Linked DNA regions of Homo sapiens: region 2 is linked to region 1. A link is a contact called in ENCODE Hi-C or POLR2A ChIA-PET data. All regions are on one chromosome and are shown on one strand. The core of a region is the stretch at or near the end of the contact, and the rest is flanking DNA. Distances in the headings are between cores, read along the strand shown. Region 1 holds the start of PHF11 (PHD finger protein 11). Region 2 overlaps DLEU1 (deleted in lymphocytic leukemia 1).

Region 1 (3,169 bases), core at 589-3,088:
CATTTCTCAATTTAATCTTCCAGTTCATCTGTTGCATTTTATTTTTCTAGTCTCATATTGTCTCATATTTTTAATTTCTAAGAGCTCCCCTTCTCCGAATATTCTTTTTTTTTAATAGCATCCTATTTTGGCTCATGGTTGCAGTATTTTATCTCCTTGAAGATGTTTGTGTGTTTATGTATGTATATGCACACACGTATACATACACATACAGGCATGCATCTCTGTATTCTTTCGGCATAATCTGTGTCCTCCAGGGTTTGTTTCTTTGTTTCCCCTGTATGTTTGTTTTGGTCGTTCACATTATAGGCTTTCCTCAGAGTTAATGGTCTTGGTAGTCTACTCATATTTAAGTGTGGAACACCAAAAAGCTTACTATAAGCTGAGAGTGTGGTAAAGGGCTCTTTGTTTTACTATGACCTACCTGAGCTATCTTGCTGGGGAACACCCTAATGTCAGTCTCTTTATAAAGGGCCTTTCATTTTGGCCTGGCAAGAAATACTCTTTCATCCTCCTGCATGGAGGGCAAAAAAAAATTTAAAAATTGGCTGCTAGGGTCTGTCTGCTCACTTCCCTGTTTTGCAGACCCCACACTCTTCTGCAATTCATTTCATAGTTGTCAAGACTATACAAATTGTCCTTTTTAATGTTCTCTCTTCTGCTATCCCTAGTTGGCAGTCTTCCTCTTTACAACCTGCTGAAAGTGGAAGACCTCCAGTTTTCCTTTAATTCCTCAGCAAACCACCAACTATTATATGTCTTTTTTCCAGAACAACTTATTTTTTAACTATAATTATATGCATTTATGTTAGATTCACTGAAAACCTCATCTTGTATGGTGCTCTGTACCCTATGGGTGCTAAATAAAGGCTTGCTACTGGCAACTGGATTTAGGATCGGCTAATTCTGCGTCCTTTTAAGATATGCTTATTTAAGCCAAACTCGGTATGATAATTTTTTTTTTTTTTTTTTTTTTTTTGAGAGGGAGTCTGGCTCTGTCGCCTAGGCAGGAGTGCAGTGGCGCGATCTTGGCTCACTGCAACCCCCGCCTCCCGGGTTCAAGCGATTCTCCTGCCTCAGACTCCCGAGTAGCTGGGATTACAGGCGCCCGCCACCAAGCCCGGCTAATTTTTGTATTTTTAGTAGAGACGGGGTTTCACCATGTTGACCAGGCTGGTCTCGAACTCCTGACCTCGTGATTCGCCCACCTCGGCCTCCCAAAGTCCTGGAACTACAGGCGTGAGCCACCGCGCCCACCCGGCCAGTATGATAGTTTTTAGGAGGAACCCTCAGGAGAGTGATTGTTTCTCCCGCTGTGTTGTGGGGGGTGGAGTAGGGAAGCCTGGCGTTTGGGGTTTTTTTGTTTGTTTGTTTTTTGTGTGTGTTTGTTTGTTTGTTTGTTTTGAGACGGAGTCCCGCTCTGTAGCCCAGGCTGGAGTGTAGTGGCGCGATCTCGGCTCACTGCAAGCCCCGCCTCCCGATTCAAGCGATTCTCATGCCTCAGTGTCTGGAGTAGCTGGGATTACAGGCACCCGCCACCATGCCCAGCTAATTTTTGTATTTTTAGTAGAGACGGGGTTTCACCATGTTGGTTAGGCTGGTGTTGAACTCCTGACCTCGTGATCCGCCCTCCTCGGCCTCCCAAAGTGCTGGGATTACAGGCGTGAGCCACTGCTCCCGGCGTTTGGGTTTTTTAAGCTATTCAAATTAAGACTAGACTGGAATCTGGAGCAGTGTGTGTGACAACCCCTCTCTGCACACCCAACTTTCCCCGGGCCGGCTAGTGACTCAAAGCGACAGCCCAGATTTAAGAAAACGAAACCTAGTGCAGCTGGGGCACTTCCGGGATCTCGCTATCCGGCCGCCACCCGCAGCTGCAGCACAGTCATGGCCCAGGCGTCGCCGCCCCGGCCCGAGAGGGTGCTCGGCGCCAGCAGCCCGGAGGCCCGGCCCGCGCAGGAGGCGCTCCTCCTTCCCACCGGTGTGTACCGCGGGGGCGGGCGGGCGGGCGGGCGGGGCTGGGCAGCGACGGGCCCGGTCAAGGGGCCTGCCTTCCGGTCGTGGCCGCATGGGGGCCCGACCTGCCCCTACTCCGGGCCGGGGCCCTAGACGCCGGGGCGGCGCTGGACGAACTTGGCTCACCACTCGCGTGCCTGTTGGTGGGGGAGGGGGCCAGAGGACAGGGCGCGGCCCAGGCCAGTTCCACAGGTGGCTCTGACTGCCCATGGTTTCGCGCGAGTGGTGGGCACGCTTCGGTTTACCTCCCCCGCGGGTGACAGCCCAGTGCTTCCACCACAACCGATGTCAACTCTCCTAGCGCCCCTCCGCTCACCGGTAAACCAGGACAGTGGAGGGGCGCCCTGATGCGGTGAGGCAGGGGGCGGCCCTGAGGGAAGAGCTGGGTCTCACGTTCACGGAGGACGTGACTGGAACCCGTCTCCCCTTCTCCAGTCGTTCCAGTCCTCCCCGGCCCTCTACTTGAGTGGGTGGGTCTTCTGATGGGTTCCTGCCCTTGCGTGTGTGTATAGCTCCAAACGGTGTGCCAGGCTCAGGGCAAGGTCCTGAGCATACAAAGATGAGTTAGGCAGACCCTGCCCTAGAGACTCTACTAGGCAACTTTAATGAGGAGGTCAGAACCACAGAGGTACAGATGAGAGACTCCTGACTCCCAGTCTTCAGGGAAAGCTTTTTGAGGAGAGGATGGCTGGGCTTACCCTTTTTTTTTTTTTTTTTTTTTGAGAGGAGTTTCACTCTTGTTGCCCAGGCTGGAGTGCAAAGGCGCTATCTCGGCCCACTGCAACCTCTGCCTCCCGGGTTCAAGCGATTCTCCTGCCTCAGCCTCCCGAGTGGATGGGATTACAGGCATGTGCCACCACGCCCAGCTAATTTTGTATTTTTAGTAGAGAGGGTTTCTCCATGTTTCATGGGCTTACCTTTAAAGGGCAAGACTCAGCCAAAGGTGGAAAAGTTGAAGGGGTGTTCCCAGCAGAGAGGATGACACAAAGGCACCAAACCACAAAACGTCACACGTAAACATCATACGTGGCAACCACAAGCCAATCAGTTGGATATTTCATTCATTGGTATACATATGGACTGTAAGGTAAGTCACGGGAGATGCGCTTCCATCCTGACCTCTTCCTCAAACTCCAGACTGGTATAACCAACT
Region 2 (3,014 bases), core at 377-2,876, 870 kb after region 1:
GCTGGAGTCCTAAGGTAGAGTCCAATTGGGATTGAGAGCTGACCATCTGGCCAGTCTGCAAGTTCTTGCAGAAGAACCTACTGCTGAGGACTGAGGAGTGTGGGAGTGAGAGGGTGCTTGTTCTGAGGGGAGAAGGAGCCGGAAATGACAGCCTTGCTAGAGAACTGAATCATGGTTATCAGAGAGGAGGAGAAAGAGTGAGAATGCTGCCACATACTCATAGTTCTTTCCTGTTCAGATCCCATTCGATTTGTGAAGTGTGACATTGAGAGTCTGTTAAAATTGAAATGCACTTTTATAAAAATTCTGTAAAATATGGAGCCATAGGCTCTCTATCAACAGGTGGGAGTGAGAGGCAGTGAAATCTGAGTTATGACTGTTAAGGTGACTGTTTAAGTATACCCAGGCTGTGAGGCCTGGGGGAAATCAGGTTACACAGAAGCCAAGTTAACCCGGATCCAGCTCCACCTTGCAGAGTTTCGTTAACAGAAGGGGTCCTTGGTACAAACCCGCTGCCGGTCAGAAACTGGCCTGAGGCCAGAAACTCATTTTACCTTAACCTCAGAATGTCCATCAGATGATGAGGTTCTTGCCTAGGACGGATATTTTTCTAAGTTGGTACTCAGAGATTGACTTAAGAGTCCTTAAAATTTCACAATGAGTCACACATAAGGCCAGGTTTGCTGAAACCGAAAGTGTTGAAACTGCCTGGGGGCAATTTGTCGGTAACCTGTAGGCATTTGAGAAGCTATGAAAAGGATTAATATAATGCATAAAATGAAAGACAAGCAGTGGGGGTGGGGAGTGAGAAAACTATTTCCAGTGAACATAGCCCTAGTTCAGAAGACGAAATCTATATTTCACTCAGCAGAGGGTACAAATCTGTATTACATTAACTCAGCAATTCTAACCAAAACAAAGACAGGATGGCAAATATTTAAACAGTGATTAAACAGTGCCCAGGCAATAGGAAATGTCTGCTCTTGCCAACTGTTTGCTTGAATGAAATAAAATAAATAAGGGGCATACAAACTGTGTCTTCCTGGTTGTTCTCAGGGACCTTCTCTGGCATAGGGGCAGCTCCCTCAATCATGAACTTGAGTCTCATGGGTCCCATTAGAAATAGCCTAATGAGAAAGAACTCTGAAAACTGTTAATGGCTAACAGGGTACAGAATATGTATTTTTCTTTTAACGTATTTTACGTATATAAATGGCAGGGTACAATCAGAGCAGATTTCCCCACCAGGAGGTTGAATGCTTAATTCAAAACAAACGCCTATTGAATTTGATAGTAGATCTCTCCCCTCTCTCCCTAATTTGGCTTTTTGCCAGCTGTTAATCTAATTGCAGGGGTGGCAGCCTGAGATTCTGTGGCCCTCTAGGGCAACTCAAAGTACATATTGTCATTACTAATTATTATATAGTGTTGCTGTGATTAAAAGCACCACTGTCCTTTGAAAAGCCTCAAATGAGATGACAGCACAGAAGCACCTGAGTGTGCCCCATAAACTGATATTCTATTTGCTGTGCCATTAAAGTTCAACAATGCCATTATGTCTTAAGTGACAATGAAAAGTTCCCATTCCAGCTTTTAGTCAGAATGACCACAAGTTTGATGAAACCCCACTCAACCTCTTCTCCAGTCATCTTGAAAGTGAAGCTGTTTGGTGTGTTGGTGTGAGGTAACTAACCATGGTGCTACTATGCGCTTTTGTAGGCAGAGCTGGCCTGGTGACTTAATTCACATTGGGACACTTACTGTCACATTCATCGCACTGGATTAAATACTGCAACTGAACAGCCAAAAGAAGAGGTATCGCTATAGGTTGAGTGATATCTTCCCCTCAAAAGATGTGTAGAAGTCCTAATCCCCATTTCCTCAGAATGTGACGTTATTTGGCAATAAGGTCGTTGTAGATACAATTAGTTTAGATGAAGTCGTACTGGAGTAGGGTGGGTCCCAAACCAAGATAACTGGTGCCTTTATAGGAAGGGGAAATTTGTACACAGGGAGAACGTCTTGAACATAAAGACAGAGGTGGGGAGATGTAACTCCAATCCAAGGGATGCCAAAGATTGCCAGCCAACCACCAGAAGCCAGGAGAGAGACCTGGGACAGGTTCTCCCTCACAGCAGAGTGGGCTCATGTCTTAGCCTGTTTGAGCTGCTATAACAAAATACCATAAACTAGATGGCTTATAAACAACAGATATTTATTTTTCATAGTTCTGGAGGCTGGGAAGTCTGAGATCAAGATACCAGCAGATTCAGTGTCTAGTGAGGGCCCATTTCCTGGTCCACTGATGGTGCCTTCTGACTGTGTCCTCACATAGGGGAAGGGGCAAACTAGCTCTACGGGGTCTCTTTTATAAAGGTTCTAATCCCATTCATGAGGGCTCCTCCCTCATGGCTTCTCAAAAGTCACCACCTCCTAATACCATCAACTTGGAGGTTAGGATTTCAACATATGAGTTTTGAGGGGACACAAACATTCAGACCAGAGTAGCCCCTAACCCAATATGACTGGTGTCTTTATAAGAAGGTGGCTTTGTGAAGACAGAGACACATGAGGAGAATGCCACGTGACAACTAAGGCAGAGACTGGCATTAATGCAGTTACAAGCCAAAGAATGCCAGAAATTGCCAGTGAATCACCAGTAGCTAGGAGAGCAGCAAGGAAGGACACTCACCCGCAGGTTTAGGGGGGAACATGTCCCTGCTGACACCTCAATTTTACACCTCTAGCCTCCAGAATTGTGAGAGAATATGATTCTGTTTTAAGCTGCTCAATGTATGGTGCTTTGTTATGGTAGCCCTAGGAAAGGAATACAGTCAGGAACACTCTTGTCCATAGGCAACATGGGATGTAGCAATGTATGGCCAAATCTTTCTCCTCCCACCATACAGAACACATTCATTCAAAGAGTATAAATTGGCCCAAGCTTAATAGACATTCTCTTTTTTACTAGTGGGTCAACACAAGTATAGGCCAGGTTAGTTCTATAGATAAAA

What was found. A loop is a pair of places that touch in the nucleus more often than their neighbours do. ChIA-PET counts read pairs that join two places held with the same protein, here RNA polymerase II (POLR2A). Pooled maps may share reads with other maps.
Region 2: a loop to region 1 is called in a pooled map, with 6 times the contacts of the local background. The contact joins the enhancer-like site here to the promoter of PHF11 in region 1. A Hi-C loop is called at or near these places in 5 of 50 pooled maps. POLR2A ChIA-PET finds 5 or more read pairs at or near these places in 3 of 52 experiments (B cell, IMR-90 and WTC11).

Annotation. Positions count from the first base shown.
Region 1 is chr13:49,494,115-49,497,283 of GRCh38, forward strand. PHF11 (PHD finger protein 11) reads left to right here and starts at 1,839. Exons shown (of 10, transcript NM_001040443.3): 1 at 1,839-1,981. The coding sequence starts at 1,888. The region is part of intron 12 of SETDB2-PHF11 (SETDB2-PHF11 readthrough); the gene reads left to right. SETDB2 (SET domain bifurcated histone lysine methyltransferase 2) reads left to right here. Exons shown (of 14, transcript NM_001160308.3): 14 at 1-889. RefSeq lists enhancers at 645-1,330, 1,641-1,880, 2,371-2,420 and a silencer at 1,901-2,180.
Region 2 is chr13:50,365,350-50,368,363 of GRCh38, forward strand. The region is part of intron 2 of DLEU1 (deleted in lymphocytic leukemia 1); the gene reads left to right. Among named protein-coding and RNA genes, the nearest start is that of DLEU1-AS1, 160 kb to the right of the region's middle. RefSeq lists a silencer at 1,484-1,778. Within about 2 kb of position 1,627, at least 16 of the 41 ENCODE cell types and tissues checked have a DNase peak (open chromatin) inside an H3K27ac peak, as active enhancers do; they include B cell, where a contact is called at or near this core.